3 separate regions of the Mus musculus genome follow, and regions 1 and 3 are each linked to region 2. A link is a loop called in an ENCODE intact Hi-C map of the cell type or tissue named here. Cell type or tissue: left cerebral cortex. All regions are shown on one strand. Region 1 overlaps Cdk5rap2 (CDK5 regulatory subunit associated protein 2). Region 2 has its middle 220 kb from the start of Cdk5rap2. Region 3 has its middle 370 kb from the start of Cdk5rap2.

Region 1 (8,000 bases), 74 kb before region 2:
CGAGGGAGCTCTCCCTTCAGCGACAGCAAATTAAGGATAGCCATGGCATCTGTGTCATTTACCGTCAACACATGAGCACCATGATCAAGGCGTTTGAGGAGCTTCTGCAGGCCAGTGATGTGGACAGTTGCGTGGCCGAGGGCTTCCGGGAGCAGCTGACACAGTGTGCTGGACTGCTAGAGCAACTGGAGAGGCTGTTTCTCCATGGTACGTAGGTAGAGGCCCTCACTGTGACTCTCCGGCTCCTTCGGTGTGGGCACCAGCAGGTTTGATTCGTTGGCTTTGCTGTACACACAAACCTGGCTGTTCTGCCATTAAGCCGAAACAGCCTTCTACTTCACAGTCCTGCGCTTTGCTTCTCTTGTTCCCCCTTGTTTTTCTCAGCCCTCCTATTAGGTAAGTGCTCCTGGACAATCTCTGTCATAAGACAGCAACAGTCCTGTCACTCACCGACATCACTGTCCCCGCTCCTCCATTTTTCTTGGTTTTCATAGTCAGGAAGCTAGTGAGTTAGTGAGTGAGTGAGTCCAGTTTTATGGTATGTAGAGTGGTCCACCAGAGGAAGTACCTTCTCTGTGGTTGTGTTGAGAATGCATGGCCATGCTGGGGTTTTACAACTCATCTCTTCGCATAAGTCTGTTCCCGCTAGATCTGTTTGTATTCTTGATATTGTAGACATTACTTGGTTGGAGCATCACAGTGCTCTTGGAATTGGACAATAACTCAGTGTCATAGTCACTGTTGTGTTGCTTTAAAGAGACACCATGACCAAGGCAGCTCTTGTGAAAAAGGAAGCATTTATTTGGAGTTTGTTTACAATTTCAGAGGTTTTGTCCATTGTCATCATGGTGGGGAAAATGGCAGAGTACAAACAGTAGCTGAGACCTACCTTATTTGTAGGGGTTGGGGAGTACGACACTGGCCTGGCGTAGGCCTTTGAACCTCAAAGTCCTCTCCCAGTGACACACTTCCTCCAACACATCCACACCTCTTAATCCTTATAATGCTCTCAAATAGTACTACTTCCTTTTGGCTAAGTATTCAAATATTTGGTCCTCTGGGGGCCATTCTGATTCAAACCACCATTCTTGGTTTTGTTAGGACTTGGCTTTATGAGTGACATGTGGTTCTCATGACCAAGTACTTTTGGTCAGATGTGTTAATGGTAAATTGAGGCTAAACCCTCAGATCTGTGTGCTTTGCAGGTTAGGAACCTGGCCTTAATCAAAGCAGTAAGTTTCCTAGAGACACAGGGCACTTGGTAATGCCAGATTTAACTGTTCTTTTGCCTCCACTCACAGAGAACCGATAGTTCACCTTGGTCCCTGTATGTACAGTTTAATTCCAGGATAAACACAGGGTAGTTCCCCCATCTGATAGCCATTAGTGGTTTTCCTAGAGACCTGTCATAGACTGGCTTCCTGGCATTTGTTCCCTAAGAGCCCTGAGGATCAGGGTATAGGAGCACTGGCCTATATGCAGCTTGATAAAGGCTGTTCTCTCTGGACCATGCGGTCTAAATAAGCTCACTTTCACTTACTAGTGCAGAAGGAAGTGGGTGTCAGACAGATAAAACTGGATTGACCAAGCCCATAATGCTTTGTTGTGTTTTCTTCAGCTGGTCCTGGCCCTGGCCTTGGCCAGGGAGGTGAGGGGAAAGTTGCCTCTGGCACCAGCTCCTCTCCCTCTTCAGCTGGCTGCTCAATGTCTTCGCTCTCAGCCAGAATCTGACAAACATCCCGCTTGTTGTTTCCTCTGGAGGTAGGAACATTCAGAGCTAGCAGATGGCACGTGTAGAACCTCACTTTCTTCGAGGTACAAAGGCCACAGGAACCTCACTGCAGCTTCCTCCCTATGCAGGGAAGAAAAAGAGGCACAGAGACTGATATTTCTTGGATTCCATGGTAGGAGTCTGGCTCTTGCATTATGATCTGGATTTACAATAAAGTAATTGGCATGTAAAGTAGGTGTATGGCAAAGGTTGTCAAACATTTAAATATAGACCTTAAAAAGTAATACCAAGCATGTTTCCTGTGGAATGATAGCTAGGCAGACACTACCCTGATTGTATCATTTGTGTAGCCGTGCATGGGCAGTCTCCGAGTTTCTGTGCCTGGACCCTTTAGAAATGTGGGTTTTTTTTTTTATATAGCAACAGGACTCTTTGCAACCTTTCCCTTTGCTCAGTGATTGATAACACACATTAAGCTTTAGTGGCTGCAGAACATTTTCTATATAAATGTCCCTTGCCTTATTTGATGATTCCCAAGGGATGGACGCTTAGGTTGTGTCCATTTGGGGACCGTTGTAAAGAACACTGACTTGGAATCTCAGTGCATCCTTGCTATTTCTGTCACAGCATTCGGTTGGCAGAATCTAAGCCGCAGGGTAGGGTAGGTAGTAATGCGCTTTCTTGACACTTGCTAAGGGCAGAGCTGGAAACTTAGGGTCCCATGAGGGGTCTGGACTGGGAAGATGCTGTGGAGCATTCACTTTCCTAGAGTGAAGGTCTGTAGCGTTTAGATCTTCCACAGACTCAGACACGGAGTAGATCTGTAGCTGGAGTTGCAGTCGGGTTTCCCAGCATAGCCCATCATGGTGTCTTCAGAGACACGCTGGTATGAGGAATGCAGTAATTGAGCAGAGTGCTAGAATTGCTGCAGAGACAATTCCGAGATAGCCCTTCAGTGAACTCGGTATGGCTGTCAAGGTTTAGCCTCTTAAATAGAAGCCAGTCACTAAGGATCCTTTGCCTTGACACTTTTCCTCATTCCTTCTCAAGACTTTCCCTGGTGTGATGGAAAAACCAGTGCAGGGATGTGGAAGGTGGCGTTCACTGTATGTTTGCTGTATTCTCAGCACAGGAGGAACTATACATGTGAGGAGCATGAGAGGTCACACAGGAGATGGCAGAGTCCGAATTGGAGGTTTTCTTTCACAGCCGGTTCAGACCACTTCGATATCTGTGTCCCTGTCTCATTCGAGTCAGGCTGGATGTGGAGACCAAAGGTTCCTGTCACGTTTCCCGTTCTCTGACTGCTCAGACCAGTGCCTTTCTACCCAGGCTGTACTCACTCTCTATAGAAATTGTATCGCTCCTCTCAAAGCTCTCTCTGTTCACCCCATAGAAGAGAGAGCTTGTTCCTGTACTTCACTCTGGGTTATCTGCAACTCACACATGTCAGTCTGACTTTGTGGTATAGGCTATCAGAGGGAAGCTAGAGTGGCCTTTGGAGTCAGATATTGGAGTTAATACCCTGGTTTATGGGTCATTCGACTTCAAAGGTCATATGTCTTCTATGGAAGTAGCAGCACCTACCTTAGCAGAGTTGTTTGTAAGGATTAAGTGAGCTTATTTTAAGTGTCTCGTGTTGCCCTTGGAAACATACAGCATTTGGGAAGTGACAGCAAGCATTGCAAGAGGTACCTGGTCTGTCTGTAACTTGATATTGCCATGGTTGGTATCCATGAGAGGTCTGCCCTTTTCTGAAGAGAAATCGAGGAAGAGAGGATTGGGAGGTAGGGTAGAGGGGAGATCCATGAAGGGAAGGACTGGGAGAAGAGGGAAAACTTCAGACAAAAGGGAGGAAGGGAAGGAGGGAGGGGAGGGGAGGGGAGGGGAGGGGAGGGGAGAGGAGGAGAGGGGAGGGGAGGGGAGGGGAGGGGAGAGGAGAGGAGGGATGGATGATAACAGTGTCCCAGGCTGTTAAACAAAGGGTCTGACTCCTGTCACCATGGAATCACCTCCTCTGTATAGAATGGTTTTTGCTTCAGAGATGAAGCCCAGATGCCTGGCATGGTAGCACAGGTTTATCATCCCAAGCAGGGCTGAGGAAGAAGATTGTGGGTGTATGGCTGGCTTGGGATACATAGAAGATTTTTGCCTTAAAAGCAAACAAATGAACCTTGGGGCGGAGGGGAGAGGCACAAAGCTCCCTCCATCCCCCACCTCTAATTTCCCCTCTGGCTGATACTGGACTGTGTTTGCCTTCACCGCTACCACACTGTCCCTCATCCCCACACCCTGTAACTGTCTCCTTGGAGGTGAGCTCACCGAGGACAGACCGGACAGCTCTGCATCCACCCTTCTATCCTCGGTGTGTGCCAGGCTCCTGAGAGGAGCCGTGGTCGAAAGGAGAGAAGAAGAATGGCCTGGAGTTGGAGACACCAGGAACTTGGGTTTGAGTACGGGGATCATGTCGAGTCGTGGTGAGAAATTGTGTGCCAAAAGAGGCTTCTGAAGAGCAGCAAGCGACAGTCTGGTTAGCCATTCACAAGTCACATTCTCACTGTGGTCTTCTTGTTTGTCACCCAAGAAAGGGAAAGCTGGGTTTTTTTTTTTTTTTTTTTTTTTTTTTTGATGTCTGTTTTAAAACATGATACTCCCTCACTGCATGAGCTCACAGTTCTTAGGTTTGCCAGAGAGCTGGAAACAGTGCTTTCATGCTGTGCATCCCAAGCTCCTGCCATAGCTGACAGATGGTCTCCTGCCACCTATGTGGAGGCAGTTTCCACCAAGAAACTCAGTTTATCAGTGGTTACGATCCCCTCATGAATCCCCAAATGACGGCCATTTGTCACTTCACTTTAAAAGGACCCTATTGTGATAGAGGAATGGATGGATGTAATACAAGCTACTCAAAAGATCTTTTATTTAACAGTGAGAGAGCTCACTCTGTTGGTGGCACTGAGACACTTGCTTCTGTGGGCATGAGTCCAGATCTTTGATGGTTTTAAGATGTACTCATGATTGGGAGGCTCAGGATGCTTACAGCTATCCCAGACCAAAGACATCTGCTATGTGCCTGAAGGAAATGACTCTCAGTGTACAGTGATCCCCATGGAGCAGGCTGCCATCTTGTGTTTGCTTGGCGGTACTTATGTAGCTTCTAGCTGGTGGCAAGGCTTGGCTGGTGGCCTGTCTTGAGGTCTGAGGTTGGAGGCTTTTCATCAGCTGAAGGCTGGTGAGCAGCCCCAGTGCCAACTAGGCTGTTCCTTCAGAAGATAGGTGCCTGACCCATTAGGGACCATCCTTCACTCTGGGGCTTTGAGATCTGGCTTAGTCACTATGACTTCCTCCTTTTGACGAGTTGTACAGAAGTCACACATAGACACGCACTAGAGACGTGAGAGCATCTACCAGGCTGGTCGACAGCCAACCTCTGGAAGCCACAGAGTCTCCCTAGTATGGGAAAGATATGACCAAGAAAATCCAGGCATAGAGTGTTGACTGTACCTGCCATGACCCTGCTCGCTTCTGAGCTGTAGCCTGCAGTAAGGTGAGAATAGAGCGCAGAGCCTCGGGCTTGCCCTTCCTGCTGTAAAGTGGAAGCAAGTGTTGGTACTGTAGGATTATAGTGAACCCAAGGCGGAGAGTCCATTCTAAAGTCATTGTGCTCAGGGCTGCTGCCTCCACACTGGGTCCATGCGTCTTTTTTTCTGAGGGTAACAGTGCTGTACAGTAGCAGGTATGTGGTGACCTGCCGGGGTAGAGATGGAGCCTGCCTGCCACGCAGGCCCCCCTGTGAGAACTGTAAGCTGAATCCCGATGAGAAACAAACCCACTCGCTCTGGTGTTCTTTTTCCTTACCGGGGATGTTTTGGGACTTTTCCTTTGGGAGTTTAGAGCACTGTGGGGACAGTCTAATTATAGTCTCCTTTTTCAAGGCAACGAAAGAAGGGCTTTTTTATCTTCTTCTTTAGCCATGCATCAGTTTCTTCAAAGAGCTCATCCTGGTCTGCAATTTCCAGAGTTTTGAAGTATTTTTAAAATAAAGTTGTTAGTTGCTTTGAAATCTGGGCCTGTGCATCCTTTCAAACGATGACACGCAAGAACAGAGCACAGCGTCTTTCTCCCAACAGCATCCTGTGCTTTATTTTTGTTTTCTTTTGTTGTTTCTGTTAGTCATTTCCCCTGCTGTCGACAGTGGCCTTTTCAACTGCACTCAACTGCACTTTTCAATACTGCTTTCCCCACTAATCCCAGTTCTGAGCGTCTTTCCTAGGGAAATAATTTAAATGCAGATAAAGCCGTGTGCACAGATATATTTGTGTCATTTATTTACTAAAATGAAAATTTGGAGATGACCTAAATACCCACTAGGGAACTGCAAGATACAGTCCACGTGTTCCTGCCATAGAATGTTAGCATGATCTTCACAATGGAGGTCTCTAAAGCAAACTTAGTAGGAGAAATGCATATACTAAAATGGGTTGTGCAAAAATGAAGTCAGCATCATCTCTGCCCACATGCCTGGAGGAGAGAACAGAAGGCAGTTCAAGAGCGTGCCAGCTCGGGGGAGGGGCGGGAAGAGGAGGCTTTATAATTCTATTGCTCACTCCCCATGGTGAGCATATATTTTTCTAGTGCCACAGGATATTTGTGTTATGTTCTATGGTACTAGGGATGGAACCCAGAACTTCACCTGTGCTGTACCGTACCACTAACCTGTGCACCACTACAGTCGCTCTCTAGCCCTCCTATAAAAATTTTGTATCTGTGTATGTACCTGCTCATGTGTGTATACATGTGTTTGTGCAGGTGCGTGTGTGTGCGCGCGCGCGCGTGTGTGTGTGTGTATGTATGTGTAAGTGTAAGGTAGGGGCTGCTGGAGTAGAGGACAGAGGTTGATGTTACATGTCTTCCCTATCTTCCGTATCATTCAACTTGGAGATGACTGGTTTTTCTAGACTGCCTGTCCAAGAAGACGGCCTGGGGATCTTCTGTCTCCCTCTCTCCAGGGCTGGAATTCTAGACATAAGCTGCTGCATATATATATATATATGTATATATATATATATATGTATATATATATACATATATATATATATGCACACACACACACACATATACATACAAATATATATTAGTAGGTGCTAGGGAGCAAACTCTGGTCCTAACGCTTGTATGGCACTTTACTGACTAAGCTGTTTCCTTAGATCTAGTAGCATATCTTGTGCTTTTTATTATTATTATTATTATTATTATTATGAAACAGTCTTACTAAGTTGCTTGAACCAACTTGAATTTAGGACCCTCCTGCCTTGGTCTCCTAAATAGCTAGGATGACAGGCCTTTGCAGCTAGGCCCTGCTGTTACCGTGTTTAGAGAGTGGAAGGAGCAGCATTCAGAGAGACCGTTGTGGCCGCTTCCTAAGTTGAGTCCAGTTATCTGGACCCAGTTCCTGAGGAGCTAGTATGAGTAAACTCAGCTGAAACTGACAGGTCCATGGCTCTGCAAATACCTGGACAAGGAAGTGCCAGCAAACCGTTTTGAAAACTGTTTTCATCCTCTGATGTTCTCTCTGCTTCCAGGAAAATCAGCCAGAGTGGAACCACATCCCCAGAATGAACTGCTCAAGGGGTGAGTGTGTAGCAGCTGCTAAGAAAACCCCAGGACTGTCCACCCTCGGATTTCCTGCAAGTCCTTTTAACTTAAAGCTCCCTTTCTTTCTGTAACGTTGCTGCTTCTTGTAAACAAGGCACCAATACCCACAGGACCAACCGTGGCCACACACCAAACAAGCAGCATGCACCACTGTAGATCCTGCAGCTTCACCTCAGGCTCAGGTGACTTGTGTGTGGTATTTCTGTCAGTGACTGCAAGCAGATCTTCCTGTAGGTGACTGATGGTTCCACTGTCCTAAGCCTGGCACTTACACATGTCAGCTGATTTGTTTTATTTCCCTTTCCTTCAACCTCCTACCTTCTTCCTCCCCCATGGCTCCTTATTCTCCTGACTACGGCTCTGCATAGCTCGGTACTCTGCCACCGAGCAGTAGGAAAGCCATTCCTTGGAGCAGAAATGACCACACATCTCGCCAACACCATGTTTCTCTCTGTTTCAAGATCAGCTGTTCTTGCCCTGTCACTTGACATAGTTACATGAGGCACTTAACTGTGGTTTGCACTACTTTCCCATTTGGCTCACCCCTCTTCAAAGACAGCTATATCTAGCACCAACTGGAAATTACCCTTGTTGCTTCTAAGGCCACAAGGCA
Region 2 (8,000 bases):
GGCAGAGTTCATTTACTCAGCATCCTAGAGGTAGGAAATGGGAACTGAGCCTTCATTTCGTGGAGGCCTAGTAGAGAAGCAGAGTTTTGGAGTGTGACAACTTCCTGGACTTCTGGGGTGACCTGTCAGCTTGTGGCTATTGTTTGCCATTTTCTTGTTCTCTAGTTGTTTAGGTTTGATGATAGCATCATATGATCATTGTAGATATTGTAGCAGCCACGTTGTTGTGAATTTTGTGGCATTTAATCATATTCACTTTCAAGTAGAGGGCCCTTATGTAATAGCAAATATCCACTGCCCAGCACAGAACTCTAAGAGCCTTTATTCTCCTTTTCACTGTTTTCTTCTCTTTTTTCCTTTCCTGCTTTCTGTTTTATAATTATTTAAAACAATTTTCCAATTTCAATTATTTTGATCTTATTCTTCTCTTCCCTTAAATCCTTCCAGATTCTCTTTCCCTCCCTCCCTCCCCAACGTTAAGAAACAAACAAAATCCCAATACAGCAACAAAGTCCTCAAAACCAAGGAAACAATAAAATACCACTCAAGACAAAAACAAAAACAAAAACAAAAACAAAAACAAAACAAAACCTCTAAATTGTAGCCAAATAAAAGCACACCCACACAAAACCCAGTGGAGCCCATCATATGTTGATAAATGATTTCTGAACATGAACCCTGTCTTGGAGTGGTTGATATACCTAGTGTCACTCTACTGGAGACAACTGATATTTCCTTTCCACACAGATATAAATGACAGTTTAGTTGTTAACCTTTACCCTACTGGCTAGATATTCATTCATTCTCATTCATTCATTCATTCTCATTCATTCATTTTTTCTTTTTTTTAATTAGGTACTTTCTTCATTTACATTTCCAAAGCTATCCCAAAAGTCACCCATACCCTCCCCCCACTCCCCTACCCACCCACTCCCACTTCTTGGCCCTGGTATTCCTCTGTACTGAAAGTTTGCAAGACCGATGGGCCTTTCTTTCCAATGATGGCCGACCAGGCCATCTTCTGATACATATGCAGCTAGAGACACGAGCTCTGGGGGTTACTGGTTAGTTCATATTGTTGTTCCACCTATAGGGTTGCAGATCCCTTTAGCTCCTTGGGTACTTTCTCTAACTTCTCTATTGGGGGCCCTGTGATCCTTCCAATAGCTGACTGTGAGCATCCACTTATGTGTTTGCTAGGCCCCAGCATAGCCTCACAAGAGACAGCTATATCTGGGTCCTTTCAGCAAAATCTTGCTAGTGTATGCAATGGTGTCAGCATTTGGAGGCTGATTATGGGATGGATCCCTGGATATGGCAGTCTCTAGATGGTCCATCCTTTTGTCTCAGCTCCAAACTTTGTCTCTGTAACTCCTTCCATGGGTGTTTTGTTCCCAATTCTAAGAAGGGGCAAATATAAATATAACAAAATAAAATATAATAAGATAAAACAAAGTCTATCACATTGAAGTTGGACAAAACAAACTAAAAAGAAAAGAGCCCAAGAGAAGGCACACTCAAACACTCAGGAGACCCATAAAACCACTAAACTGGAAGCCATAGTATAAATACAGGGGACTTTTGCAGACCCATTCAGGCCCTGTGCATGCTGCTTCAGTCTCTGTGAATTATGAGCTTTGCTCATGTTGATTTAGAGGGTGATGTTCTCCTGGTGTCCTCCATCTGCTCTGCCTCTTACCTCCGGACTTTTGTTAGTGACTATTAGGAAAATGATACAAGGTAGATATGTCCAGAGTTCTAGGCCATGTAAGGCTGAGAACATAATCCCTGGAGAAGGTGCCACCTGCTTTATGGTCTCATTTTAGAGCTGTGGGAATCACATACTGTAGAAGATGGGGCTGGGAATATTGCCTATGCTTTCAAACCTTTGATGGGGCCCTGAAATGTCCCTCATTCTCTCACTGTCTTTAACTGGCCCTTTGACTCCTGTCAGGTTCCTGGGCATTGGTTTGTAGTTATTATATTTCTTTACAACAGTTTCCCCCTTCATAATACTTTTATTCATTATTCAGGATTTTTACATCATGCACCCCAATATCACTCACTTTCCAATCCTTCCAGTTCTGCGCCCATACGTGTGTCTTTCCTTTGTCGAAGAAGAAGAAGAAGAAGAAGGAGGAGGAGGAGGAGGAGGAGGAGGAGGAGAAATCTCACAAGTCCAATTTGTGTTTCTTATATACTCACTGAAGCATGGTCAAACTCCCTGTACCCAGCTACTTAAAGAAAACTGATGCTTTCCCTTTCTATGCCCCTGCCAGAAAGCCATCCGTTATAGAGAGCTACACTTCACCTCCTTATCACAAGTTTTAAGAGTTATGTCCCTCAGTTTCCTGTCTAGGCTATTGCTTTTGGGAGGGTAGGTGGGTTGGAGGGATAGGGGTTGTCACAGAAGCCTTCTATGTTCCTCTTTCTCAACTGTATGTCTGCAATCATTGATGCCACTGAAAAAGGAACTTCCTTGCCCTTTACAGCCAGTGAGAGCATGGATCATGGACATCCACATGGTCTTAGGCATCAGCATGTGCCATGGACCTCAGAATGGACTCTGGTGGAAGTAAGACATATCAACGTGGCTGTGTTTACAGTAGGACCACAGACCCAAATATGACCCAAGTCAGCAGCACTGGCCACAGACATCAACATCACCTTGGGTGGCTGCATAAACCATGGACATCTGCAAAGTCCTCACTGGTAACATGGGCCATGAACATCAACATAGCTCCAAGACAAAGCAGTACCATGAATCTAGACATGACCTTAGTAGCATGGACTATAGACATCAATATGGTCTTAGGTGGCCGTACAAGCCGCCCACATCAATGGCTGCAGGCAGCAGCATAGACTACAAACATCCACATGCCCCTCAGTGGTAACACTCAGCCTTCTCTCAAACCTGTCATCACCATCAAGTCTCTAGTTCCATCTCTCTCCACCATAAACGCATCTCTCTGTTTCTCTACATTTTTCACCTCTTCATCACATATTCATTCATTGTAGTGGCATTGGAAACTGCAGAGTGGTACACAGTACACACACGCGCGCACACACACACAGAAAGAGAGAGAGAGAGAGAGAGAGAGAGAGAGAGAGAGAAAGAGAGAGAGAGATACACATATTAGTTTTGATCAAACAGCTTTACATAAAAATATTCATTATAATGAGCTGTTGGTCTGGTTCATGATTTCTAGTTTCTGATGCACCATAAATGCTGGACCATTGCTGGGACTCATCTCATATAGCCTATTGTTGTCCAGAGTCAGGGTAGTCTTGTGGTAAGACCAGATATCCAGGGGCAGGTTCACTGTGAGTTCCAGTCTGCTGCACACCTCCCTGCTGTCAATGTTTGCTTCCCTGACGTTTGCCCATCCTTACCTTTGTGCCTATAGCCTGAAGGTGGCACCATTATTCCCCACCACACACCCCCCTCCAGTCTACTCTCAAGGCAAGCTGGCTTTATGCTGTAGCAGTTCAAAACTGGGGGCTGAATGACATACCTAGGACTGGCCCTATTCAGTGATGTCATTTGGTTCAGCAGGAACCTTCATGCATGTCAGCAACTAGTAGATGGAGTTCATATTGGGGTGGGCCAACTCAAAGCACTGAATATGAGCCTGGATGGCAGCAGAATTGGTCATTTCAAGCCAGACTTCCCCGCAGAGCTTCTCCCACTTCATACAGTTTCATTGGCATATATTTCCTATACCATATGACCCACCGAGCTAAAATGTGTGTGTCCATAGTACACGGGGAAGCCATCACACCAAATTATCTAATGTTCTCTTCTCAGAAGAAAGCTCAATACATTTCAGTCATCACCCTTCAAAGTTCCTGCTTTATACATCTCAGCCCGAAGATGGCTCAGTGTACTCTATCTATGACAGGGTGGCCTGTGATGGACATTTCAGGTAAATAGAGGCACCTATTTCGTGTACACAAGTTACTTTTCTTGATACTGTAACAAAACACCCAACAAAAGCAACTTAAGAGGCTTAGTTTAAGGGTATAGTGCATAATCGCAGAGAAGTCATAGAGGCAAGAGGGTGAGGCAGCTGATTGCATTGCAGTTGCGGCCAGGAGGCTGAGCGGGATGAATGCTAGCACTCAGCTTTTTATACAGTCTGGGACATTAGCTCATGAGATGGTACCGCCCACATTTAGGATGTGTCTTCCCACTTCAATTAATGCAATCTGTAAGCTTCTTACTGACATGCCCAGAGATTTGTCTCCAAGGTGATGCTAGATCCTAGATCATAGCATGCTTTCTACATTGACCCATGTTACATCATATATGGGAACTTCATTCCTTTCTATGGTGAAGAAGCATCCCATTATTTTGATAAACATACATTTAAAGCATCTGTTTTGTTTTATAAACATGTTTTTGTCTCTCCAAAGATTTGCTAATCACTTACAGAATATTAAAAGGGTATTGCCAGACTAAGGAAAAAAGTAAGAAACTGTTTCGAAGAATCTTTGTGAACACAGTATCACACCAACTGAAAAAAAAATGATCACACTAGGGATTCTCCAGCTGCTTGTTTTATAATTATAATTCTGAAAAAGACCCTGAATGCATGAAGTGGGGATATGTCTAAAGAAGTGACGGTCACCCCCATTATGGAACAGTGAGTCACAGGACTAAGAGTCATTGGCAGGAAGAGCTCTTCACGCTATGTAGTTGAGTCAATTATAGGCTCTCACTTTTAGAAAAGGATCCTTTTTGTCCCATGCCCATCTGGAGCTATGCTCACCAAAATGTTCCCATGGAAGGATGGAATTTCAAGTAGTATATACACATTTTAATTTGGGGGGGGAAGGTAAAGAAATTGGGGTGAGAAGTAGCCAAGTATAGCAGCTTAAGATGCATATGAGAATGTTCCTATAGATGGACACAAAGAAGTCATCCACATTCCATAGAAAGTCTCATCTGTTCTCTGTCACTAGGTAATGAGAGACTCACAGGACTGGATGATCCAGGTTATTCTTTCCCTTGAGTTCACGAACAGCTTAAGTAAGATGCAAAAGGATAGACAACACCTTGTTGAGGAGGCATACTGAATTCTGAGAGAGGCTGAAAGAGATTTCTTTTGGGTTTGGAGCATAGCTCCTCCCAGCTGTGCTGAATGGCATCCTTCACTTTATAGGCAAGACAAGGGGAGAAGAGACATCAGTTGTCAAAACACATCTAACTGCAGAATTATAGAGACAAGAGTTACCAGGTTTTGTTTGCCCAAATACAGTTGGGGGACCGTACACCCAGCTGAGCCTAGTAAGGTAAGGTAAAGCCCTTAGGGCCACAAGTACCTAAGTCCTTAACCACTGGGCTCTGTGCTTGAAGGCAGCTCTTCTCTCCTCCCTGCATTCTGTTGAGTGCTTTGGGTATGTAATTTATACTCTCCAGGTCTCAGCTTACTCTGGAAAATAGGAACCATGGAAACATTTCCTTTGTTGGCTCTTGGTAAGGAGGGAATATATAAGCACCCAGGTCAGGGGCCAAGGGTAGGCTCTGCCACTAAGGCAATTTTCATCTACTTTGACTCTTCCCTCCCAAACACCTATCCACACATTCTTATTTGCAGGACCTCTGGACCTCCAGAATTACTGGAGTGTTCCCTCTTACCTTCATCTTCTCTACCTGGCTGCCTTTCTTTCGGAGCTGCTTCAATGACCCCCTTTCTTGCTTCCCTACTCTGCTCTGTCCTCTTTCAGCTTTCTTTCCTGACACCTAACCCATTCCTCCTGGTGTTTCAGGAATGATGAGAAACCATGTCTTTTTAACGCAGTTTTTCATATCCCCAGTCCTCTACTGCACACTCCGCAAGCCTCCTGTGATCCAGTGTGATGCCTCACTTCAGATCTCCCTGAAGTAGGAATGGCAGTCTCTCCAGCCTGCTCAGGGCTCACAATGTTTGCCATCAGGGAGCAGGTACATAGCTTATGAGTGGCTGGACAAAGAGCATGCCTTGATGGGGAGGCCAGGACAAGCTATTTGGGCATACAACTGGGGAGCATGTGAGCTGAAATGACTGCCCCATCCCAGCTGTACCTTCTCCCTTTCTCTAATGTCTCCAACTGCCCCACTTTTGCACCCTACTCATTATCTGGAGGCTTTCCATGGGGCTGAGTTGGAAGCTTCATGCTCTCCCTCCCTGTGGCATTTTTCTCTTCCTCTCATTTATACCCCTGCCACCATGGATCGGAGGTAGCTCCCACCTGTGCTCATGATCTTTTTATTGGTCAACTCACATTAGTTGTCAGATTCCAACTAGATGTCTCCTCTTCCACAAAGCTCTTCCTGAACTCCAAATAGGTCTAGAGTCCTGCCATTTCCTTGTCTCTACCCTGGACCTAGCTCACCAGAGCTTTGACCCTCATGCATCAGGCTCCTTAGCTAACAAAGGGATCCTTATGGGTATCCAAGAACTTTCAATAGTCAGCACGATTGGAAGTTAAAATCCCAAGTTTGGTCCTGTCACTGCTTGTCTCTGATGGCTTAGCCATTGTCCATTACTGTGTCTCTGTGACACAAGATACAGCAGATTGCCAAGCTGCATACTCCGAAGTCACATACTTAAGTCCAAAGTTTCCCTACCTCTTTACATCTCAGTAGCCATCTACTGAGCTAGGCCACGCTGAGATATCATATCTAGTTTGCTTTTGAGAAAACCTACGCTGTAGAAGGGTAAGACTATGCAAAAAATAGTTTGTGTCCATATGCACATGTCTCTGGTTCATATTTTTTAAGGAACCATTTTGGTTATTAGGAATAATTGATTATCATAATATTATATACATAATATTATAATGTCTGGATATTAGCCTTTGTGTGCATCTGTTGTCAGTTTCTACGTGTCTCCTTTACACAATTTAGAATCTCCCCTGAGAAGAGACTATCTTTATTGATGAACTATCATTATAGATGACCTATCTCTATATGGTTGGCCTATGTGTGTGTCTGGTGCATGTGTCTAATTGCTCATTGACATAGGAAGACCCTGGCCCTGTGGGAAGCACCATTTCCCTAGGCTGGGGGCTCTAAACTATGTAAGAGTAAAGACTGCTAGGTAAGTATAAACAAAACAAGAAAGCAAGTTGTCAGCATGTGTACATTCCTTTTCTCTACCTTCAACACTGTATGTGATGTGACCAGCTGTCTCAAATTCTGGCTTCCAGGACTTTCCTGCCACAATGGACTGTAACCTATAATTATTAACTAAATAAACCCTTTCTTCTCCTATATTGATTTTTCTTAGGATATTTTATGATGGCAACAGAAAGTAGATCAGGTTCATTGAGACCAGCTGAGACTTGCTGGAGGAGACTGTAGGTGGAACGAGAGCTTGAGCTATAATGTGTGGGAGAAAGAGGGAAGAGCTGTGGGTGTATGGATAATTATAAGATCTTCAAATCACTTGGCCATTCTATGGATGAGGGGAGAGAGAGTGTTTTGGAATAGATCAGGAGGGTGTGGTGGTTTGAAAGAAACTGTCCCCATAGGCTCATAGGGAGTGAGGAGGTGTGGTCTTGTTGGAGGAAGTGTGTCACAAGGAGTGGGGTGGTATTGAGGGCTCAGATACTCAAGCCAGGCCCAGTATGGCATTCTCTTCCTGCTGCCTGCTGATCCAGATGTAGAACTCTCAGCTCCTTCTTCAGCACCATGCCTGCCTATACACCACCATACTTCTTCTATAACAATTAATAATGGACTAAACCTCTGAAATTGCAAGCCAGCCCCAATTAAATGTTTTCCTTTGTAAGAGCTGCTGTGGTCATTGTGTCTCTTCACAGCAATAGAAACCCTAAGACAGAAATAGAGAATGGACTCTTCCTTGTTAGCTGCCTGGAGATAGTAATGACCATCAAGTGGGAAGGAAGATTAAAAAAATGCCTCTGTGAAAAAGGGGAATGTGGGGAGCGGGTGTGGCGGCAGTCCCAAAGGCGCCAGGGACTGCAGCTAAGTCGTATGACTTGCACCTGAC
Region 3 (8,000 bases), 150 kb after region 2:
CTTAGTGATGGCTGTCATGGGAAAGAAGAAACCTACAAAACCATTGATTACTGCCCCAGATACTATTTCCTCTAACAGATTACTGCAAAGATTGAGGGAGTGTATGAATCACATTATTGCGCCAACAGACTTTGTGGGTCAGGATCTTGGAATGGCATAGTGAAAGTAAGGGCATGTTTCTTTTTCCAGTATCTGAAACATCAAGGGATATGTGTGCCTTGGTGGCCAGTGACAAAAGTCCTCTGGAGAATTTACGCATTAGCACCAAACAGGTGCTCACTTCCTGCTAAAGCTGAGATTGGCAGGGTGGTTGAAGAAAGTACCAAGCTTCATCTTCTCACATGTCTCCACATTTCCTGCAGGGTGATAGCGTTCTGGGGAGAAGTGTATAGGACAAAGGTTTCAGGTGAGTAAGAACCTGAGAGGAACCACCCAAGGCTGCATGGCCATAGGAATGACCACCTCTACTGTTGTTTTTAAAATGTGAACCTTAGGAGAAAGAATATGACTTAATTGCTTCATAGCGATGTGGAAGAAAAGTTGAAGGCTCTATACATAAACTTGAAAACTGACCATTCACATGAGGCAAATTTGCTCTGCAATAAGTCTGCATGATGACTAGCTCCCAGATTTCAGAGATGTCCACAAGATCTGCACGCACACACTCAAGTCTATTTTGCTCAGTGTTTGACTCTAAACTTCTGATCAAGTTTAGGTCTACTCCATACATATTAATTCTAAAACCAAGATCATAGAAGACTTATATCCTCCTATAGCAGAGCAAAATCTCAAGCCAATCATGTAGGTACATTAATTAACCTCCCAGTTGGCCCAGCTAGTTATACTGCAAGGTCAGTATCTTTGGGGTGGATTCTGTCATTCCCTTATATTACCGGGAAGTAGTGTGAAGCTACACACAAGGAATCGGACTCACCTATGTCAGGAATGTGGCCAAAACTGAGTCTTGTAAAACGTCTCCAATTAATTTGAAGAATGTTTGCAGCTTAAGTATATATTTTTGTATCTTCTAAATGCTGAAAATTAAGTCAGGAGCATATACGAGAATATTCTTGACTCTCCCTTCACAACCAGTTTGCATCTTTCTAGCACTCTTTTCTGTATGATTTGTCTCTCTTTCCTACACTACCTGCTTTAACTTAGAGAATGAGTCACTATCCTTTACCCACCCTAGTAAACTTGCCTTTATTAGTTCAATAAATATAAATAAAATGGATTTGTGATGGCTTACCATGTTTTAGGCACTGTCGAGTAGGAACTGGAAAGGAAGGTTTTCTAGGTTCCCTCATAGATCCCATGGTCTAGGTGGTAAGGGACTCAGGGATACAGTGATGTCTAGTAAGTAGAGGATTTACTTATTTTGCCAAGTGCAAAATAGAATATAGGGGGTTATAGAATAACCGCAAGAGTGTTGAGGACATCTCATTTATATAGGGCGATCAGAGAAGGTTTCACAAAAAACGGTGCCAAGATCTAGGAAAGAACTCAATTTGGGTAAGAAGAGTGTGCATCGGGAGGGATGCAGGCAGAGGGAACACAAGGTACTGCTTCGAAGCAGTAGACTATCACTGTGATCAAGGTATCATGAAGCTACTGGTCTAAGAGGGTCACAGGGAAGGAGAGGGCAGATTCAGATAATAAGCAGATACTTCTGACCTCACAGTTACTAAACACTCCCCAAACACACCACCTCTCACATGCAACCAGGTTGGACCATGTGACAGCCACTCCCGAAATTGTGGGCCTCATATTTCTCCCATGATTCTTCTGAACTACCCACATCTGAGTATTGTTATTGGACCTTCTAAAGTCACTCTTTCCTTCCTCTTATTTCTTATCTCCTGCTGTAGCAGTCCCTGAGGCCACCTTGCCAGCAAACTCTATTTGTTCACTGCCAAGGAGAGACCAGTCATGATAAGCTTGCATAATTCAGTGTTACACAGTCAGTTGGAACATCTGCTGTAGCCCTCTCATCTAAGATGCACAGGCACATTAAAATCTACAATCTGTGCTTGATTTGTTTATATTTCTGTGACTTCCCTCTCTATTCATGAAACAAGTATTAGCTTAATATCTACTATACCTTAGTAGAACCAGGCAAAGTCAAGAGACTGATCTTACATAGGTAAGGAAGTGGAATTCATACAGAAACTTCTTGGAGACAGTAGTCAGGAGAAATATTTCTCATGGGTAGATGTTCTTGGGAGGTGGTGAACTTGGCTCTGATATAGGTAGGTGGGTCAGCTGTCAGTGACTCTGCAACAGCAAAGCCTCAGCCTTCCAATATCAGACTTCATCAAGGGACTGTTCCAAGATGCTCCTGGGGTGTAATGTGTCTTTCTAAAATGCAGTTGCCAGGATCCTCCTCATATCTCTGAATCAGAGACTATGTTGGAGCAGCCTACCCAGCTTGTACCTTGCATGTTTCTCCAGCAACTCAGCCAGGTCCTGAGGCTTGAGACCTCTATGACATCACAAGAGAGTGAGAGATGGTGACAAGTTCCCTGAAAAACACGTGTGACAGCTGAACATCACATTTTGGGTTTTCTTGGCTGTGTGACCTCGGGATATCTTTTCTCCATTCTAGGCCTCAGTTTTCCCACATGTAAAACGCAGGCTTTCATCTGCAACTTCAGGATTTTGTGAAAGCCAAGAGTCCTTTCGTAAAAATATAAAACAATTTATGTTTTTCATACAAGGCTCCAATTTTTTGGCAGAATTTTTTAAAGTTGAAAACATCTCAGATTTCATGCAATTCTTATTTTATTTAAAGTCTTAATTGGAACTCGTGGTGTTAGGTTTTATCACCCCACTGTAAAAAGAAAATTTGTTTTCATTGTTTTTTCCCACCTCATACATTTATTTTTGATTGTATTTTATAATGGTAAGAACATCTTCTGTGAGATTACATCCATCTTTCATGGGGAGCATTGTTAGTCATGGGCATAGCATAAAGCAAATCACTAAGATGTATTCAGTGTACTCACATTCTGAAACTTTTGGCCTAAACATTGACAACTCTTGCTGTCCCCTACCCCAGCCCTGGCACCGGCCATGCTACTCTCTGCTTCTGTGAGTTCTACTGTATGGGGAACATCATTGACATGGACTCTTGCAATCTCTGTTCTTCTGGGATCAGTTTGTTCCCTGTGGGCAGTGTCCCCAGACTTCCCTCAGGAGTGCGAGGTCTCTCTCTACCGTGTGTGTGTGTGTGTGTGTGTGTGTGTGTGTACACGTTTCCATTTGGTGTCCATCCATCTGAATGACAGACATTTTAGGCTGTTTTCATATCATGACAGTTGGAAGTAGTACAGCAGTAAACATAGCTAACAAGAGTCTGGGTCCTGCTTTCTATTATTATTATTATTATTATTATTATTATTATTATTATTATTATTATATTTTTGATCTTTGAGATAGGCCTTCTCTGAACATCCTCAGCTGTCCTGGAACTCTCTCTAGACCAAGCTAACCTCAACCTCAGATCAGAGATCTGCCTGCTTCTGCCTCCTGAGCACTAGGATTAACTGCATACACACCATCAGTCTTGATCCTGTTTTCATTCTTTTGGGTAATTACTTAGCAGGTGTTAGGAGGGTCCTGTATCCTGTTCCCATACCCACTAGCACTCCCAGTAACACTGCACAGGGCTTCCAATTTCTTATCAATGTTTCAATATTATCTGTCTTGAGTATTACAGAGTAGTGCAGTACCAACAGCTCCCTGTCCTTTAAAGGACCTAAAAGGGTTTGTGGTTGCTTTGGATTTTATTTGTGTGGATTCTAAATACTATAAGCAGGCATAAGAAGCAAAAAGCATGAGGCTTGGTGTAAGTTCAAGGCTAGTCAGTACTACACAATAAATTTTGAGTTACTAAGGGGCTATACAGTGATACTGTCTTAAAATTATGACTTCCAACAAAACCCAAAATTCAGAACATTGAATTCCTAAAACATTTTAAAGCATATTTTAAAGAAAGAGAAAAAAAGAATAGAATTTTAGGGATAAACTGAAAACCCTGCTGTAGCTGAAACTTTAGAAATGACTCTCACACTGCCCTTTGTTTCCTGTGGATCCCCATAAACAACAGTGACTCTGGTATGTCTTTAGAAGACCCACAAGGAGGCAGCTACCTTCCACTATAGGAAAGATGCTGAGTCCTAAGGAAGTGGGATCATGTAAGGGTGTGACTTTCTGAAAACAGATGGCTCTAAGCAGATGTGTGAAGAGAGGTATTGGCTCAGTGCAACTCCCGGGCATGGTGCCTCTGAGAGGAGGGGCAGGGCTGGGCAGAGGGAGGGCTCAGGTTATTCTGTCTTTATATCAGACACCTGAAGCTTGGCAGGGCAAGATTATAGCAGCTTTCCCTGGGGAAAGGAGTGAAAACTGCTCCAGTAAAGCAGCTTGTAGCAAGAAGGGTGGCTACTTAGAGGAAAGCTTTGAGATCCTCTAGCAGCCTCTTCTCTCAGAAGAGGCAACAGAATTCTCTGATGTCATCATTAGTCCCTGGATAGCATCCACTAAAGTCCTGGGTATGATTTCACAAATCTTTGCCCAATTGTCTATCCATTAGAGTGGGTTCATAAAGGCAAGAACCAAGTTTGTTTTCACGTTCAGTTCAGTTTATCCATACAAATTCTGGAATGCGAATATGAATATTTAATTTTTTTAATGAATAAGTGAAAGATTATGATTTAGTCAAAATAAAGAATTGTTCTGAAGGACATGACTGTCTTGTGGAAGAAAAAGTAATCCACTTGTTTTTGGCTCTGTTTCTTGTCTCCATTTATTCTTGCGTTATTTATCCATTCATTTTTCTAGTGTTTATTGATCAGCTACTTTATTCCAAACTTAATGCTGGGCCCTAGGCACTGAGGGCAGTGGATGTTGGATATCCTGGAACTGGGTTTATAGACAGTTGTGAGCTGCACGGTATGTCTGCTGAAAATAGAGCCTGGTCTTCTTCAAGAACAGTAAGCACTTTAACTGAGCCATCTCCAAACTTAATACTGAACCCTATGTATAGGGGGTTGGCATAATGCTGCTTGTAGTCTCACAATAATTTGGGTCCCCCAAAAGTGCCCCAAAGATGAGAGAGACTGCAGGAAAGACACTGAGGGATACTGCCTCCAGTTAATTCTGATTGGTAAATAAAGATGCCAGCAACCAATAGCTGGGGAAAAGGGACATAGGTGGCATTTAGTGTTCCCAGGCTTGGGAGAAGAGGAAGGAGAGCGGAAAAAAAAGCTACCATAGAATAGAAAGAATGTGCGGGAGGGAGAAAAAGAGCTGCAATGGGAAAACTGACACAAAAAAGTGGCCATGTGGGCTGGCAAATAGTAATTAAGAGCAGGACAGAGATTAATAAGTAGTAACTCAGAGTTATCAGTAGGAAAGTAGATTTTAACAGCATGGAGGGTAGGCAGCTGCATAGCTATTGTATTGCTTAAGGCATATTAAAATATAAAGGTTTTGTGTGTGTGTGTGTGTGTGTGTGTGTGTGTGTGTGTGTGTGTGTGTGTTTCATCTGGGAACATAAGTGGTCTAACGTGGGAAGAAACCCCATGCCAGGATTTTAAAATATTTTTACTATACCTAGGCACTTAGGACTTTCTGGCTGAGTAAAACTAAGTCGCTCGCAAAGTGATTTGTGGTAAGATAGGACCTTCAAAAGTGGAATACATCCAGATCAAGAAGTATGGATTGAATGAAATGTTCCCTATAAGTTCACATGCTTGGTCACTTCATCCTCATATAGTCCAGACGCTGCTTGGGAAGGTTGTGAGCCTTTGGGAGGTAAAGCCTCAATGGAGTAATGGGTCTCTGAGATCATTCCTTGAGGACTCATAGCTCAGCCTTACTTCCTGTTCATATTCTGTTTCCCAGGTGTGGGTACAGTGTGACCAGCCAGCCCAGTCTTGTCCTCTGCTGCCAGGTCTCCCCCTACTATGGACTATATCTCTCCAAAAAGACTTCTGTTCTCCAGTATGTTGCTTTTGTCAGGATATTTTATTACAGCAACTGGAAAGTAACTAGACACAAAGGAGCATGAGTGGGGGAGAGTGTCTTCACTGTGTGGTAAAGACATTAAGAAGTGCTTTTAAGGATGAGAAGAGTTAACCAGTGCCCTAGTTAGGGCCACTGTTGCCATGATGAAACACCATGCTCAAAGCAACTTGGGCAGGGCAGGGTTTATTTGCCTTATACTTAGATATCACCAATCATCATTCAATTAAGTCAAGACAGGAATTTAAGTGCAGGAACTTGGAAGCAGAAGCTGATGCAATGGCCACAGAGCCATTACTGACTTGTTCCTCAGGGCTTTCTCAGTATGTTTTCCTATAGAACGTAAGACCATCAGCACAGGAATGGCACCATACACTATGAGCTGGAACCTCCCCCAGCAGTCACTAAAAAAGAAAATGCTCTTCAGGCTTGCCTACAACCTAATCCTATGGAGGCATTTTCTTTCTTTTATTTTTATTAAATTTATTTATTTATTCACTTTACACCCCAATATCACCCCCACCTCCTCCCAGTCCCCCCTCTCACAGATCTTCCCCCTGTTTTAATCTCCCCTTCTCTTTTGCAAAGGGGGAGTCCACCTCAGGGTGTTAGCCCCTCACACTACCACTTCCCTAACATTAAGTCAAGCCTGTACAACCAGGTACATCCTCTCCCAGTGAGGACAGACAAGGCAGAGTACTTAGGGGAACAGGGTCCATAGGTAGGCAGGCCACAGACTCAGGGGCATCCCCTATTCCAGTTGTTGTGAAACATGCATAAAAACCAAGCTGCTAATATGCTTCATATGTGCAGGGGGGCTAGGTCCAGCCTGTGCTCGATCTTTGGTAGGAGATTTAGGCCCAGGGAACCCCCAAGGGTTAAGGTACCTTCCAATCTGATGATTTTAGCATCTGTGAAGTTGACATAGTACACTCACACAGACACATAGACACACACACATATACACACATACACACATATACACGAACATCCTGCACATGCATGCACACTCGGCACATGCCCGTGCATGTGCCTGTGTGAGTTTATGGATATCACATTCATGAAGGTGCCTACGGAGGACAGTGGATTTTGGATACCCTGGAACTGGAGTTACTGGAACTTGTGAGCTGCCTGATGTGTCTGCTGGGAATAGAGCCCACGTCTTCTTCAAGAACAGTAAGCACTTTAACTGAGCAACCTCTCCAGGTGCATGGCACATTGTTTTATACTTTGATTGTAACCTGTGTGGACTTAGTAGAAGCAGAAAACGTTTGAGTGGCTTTGGGGAAGGGATGATTCGATCTCTACCAGCCTTTGAGGCATCCATTGGAGTAATCACGGGGACCTAGGGAGAGGACTGTGCCTTCTGTGGGATTGGTTTAGCTTAGCACAGCTGTCCCCTGCTACATCACATGGCTTTTCTTCAATAGATTCTGCACTCAAATCACTGAGGACACATATTAAAATTTCATGGTGATTAACAAACTTCTTTCCTCTACCCATGCTTTCCCCAGGGGTTTAACCTCTAATTAACCAAACGTTCATTTTCTGGGGAGTTCCACCATTTGCGATGTAATGTGTTAGTCCAAAAAAGAAACCAGCATCATATTTTAAAAGTCACAGTGGCAGTTGTTTTGGGTGAATTACCATTTATACATTTCCATCTGTGAGTATTTTTCTGGAGTACCACCTGCTTTCCACACTTTGGTAGTAGAAAGTCCAACAGATCTTATCTCAGAATAAATGGATTTTATCTATAGTAGTTTCAGCAACTTTTTTATCTCACAAAATAATCTCCCTATAAATACAAATCAGCTTTTAGAGCTGCAAATAGACGTGCATGCCTTAAAAAAAAAAATTCCCCAAATCGCTTGCCTTGGAAAGTCAATCTAAGGAAAGAAATTCACACTGACCATGAAGACGAAAGGAAACCTGAAATAGGAGGGGTGACCTGCAATAGGTGAGCACCTATGAGT

The links. Hi-C counts contacts between places; a loop is a spot of excess contacts. Peaks named below come from ENCODE experiments on the same cell type or tissue, not always from the same donor. Only the 100,000 strongest peaks of a DNase experiment are listed, where the experiment ranks them.
Region 1: it touches region 2 in a loop (18-fold over the local background); 3 of 42 quality-filtered maps call a loop at or near these places.
Region 3: a loop joins it to region 2, with 3 times the contacts of the local background. A loop is called at or near these places in 3 of 42 quality-filtered maps.

Annotation. Positions count from the first base shown.
Region 1 is chr4:70,256,698-70,264,697 of GRCm38, reverse strand. Cdk5rap2 (CDK5 regulatory subunit associated protein 2) reads left to right here. Exons shown (of 37, transcript NM_145990.4): 25 at 1-207; 26 at 7,315-7,363. Among named protein-coding and RNA genes, the nearest start is that of Cdk5rap2, 150 kb to the left of the region's middle. In left cerebral cortex, a CTCF peak has its summit at 4,865 (motif pointing left); DNase peaks (open chromatin) are centred at 5,690, 6,265, 7,420, 7,586 and 4 more places; H3K27ac peaks cover 2,841 bases.
Region 2 is chr4:70,182,886-70,190,885 of GRCm38, reverse strand. No RefSeq gene overlaps it. Among named protein-coding and RNA genes, the nearest start is that of Cdk5rap2, 220 kb to the left of the region's middle. In left cerebral cortex, no CTCF peak of the experiment used is centred here; DNase peaks (open chromatin) are centred at 4,171 and 4,696; H3K27ac peaks cover 1,476 bases.
Region 3 is chr4:70,032,387-70,040,386 of GRCm38, reverse strand. No RefSeq gene overlaps it. Among named protein-coding and RNA genes, the nearest start is that of Cdk5rap2, 370 kb to the left of the region's middle. In left cerebral cortex, a CTCF peak has its summit at 4,138; DNase peaks (open chromatin) are centred at 4,269, 7,175, 7,410, 7,643 and 2 more places; H3K27ac peaks cover 379 bases.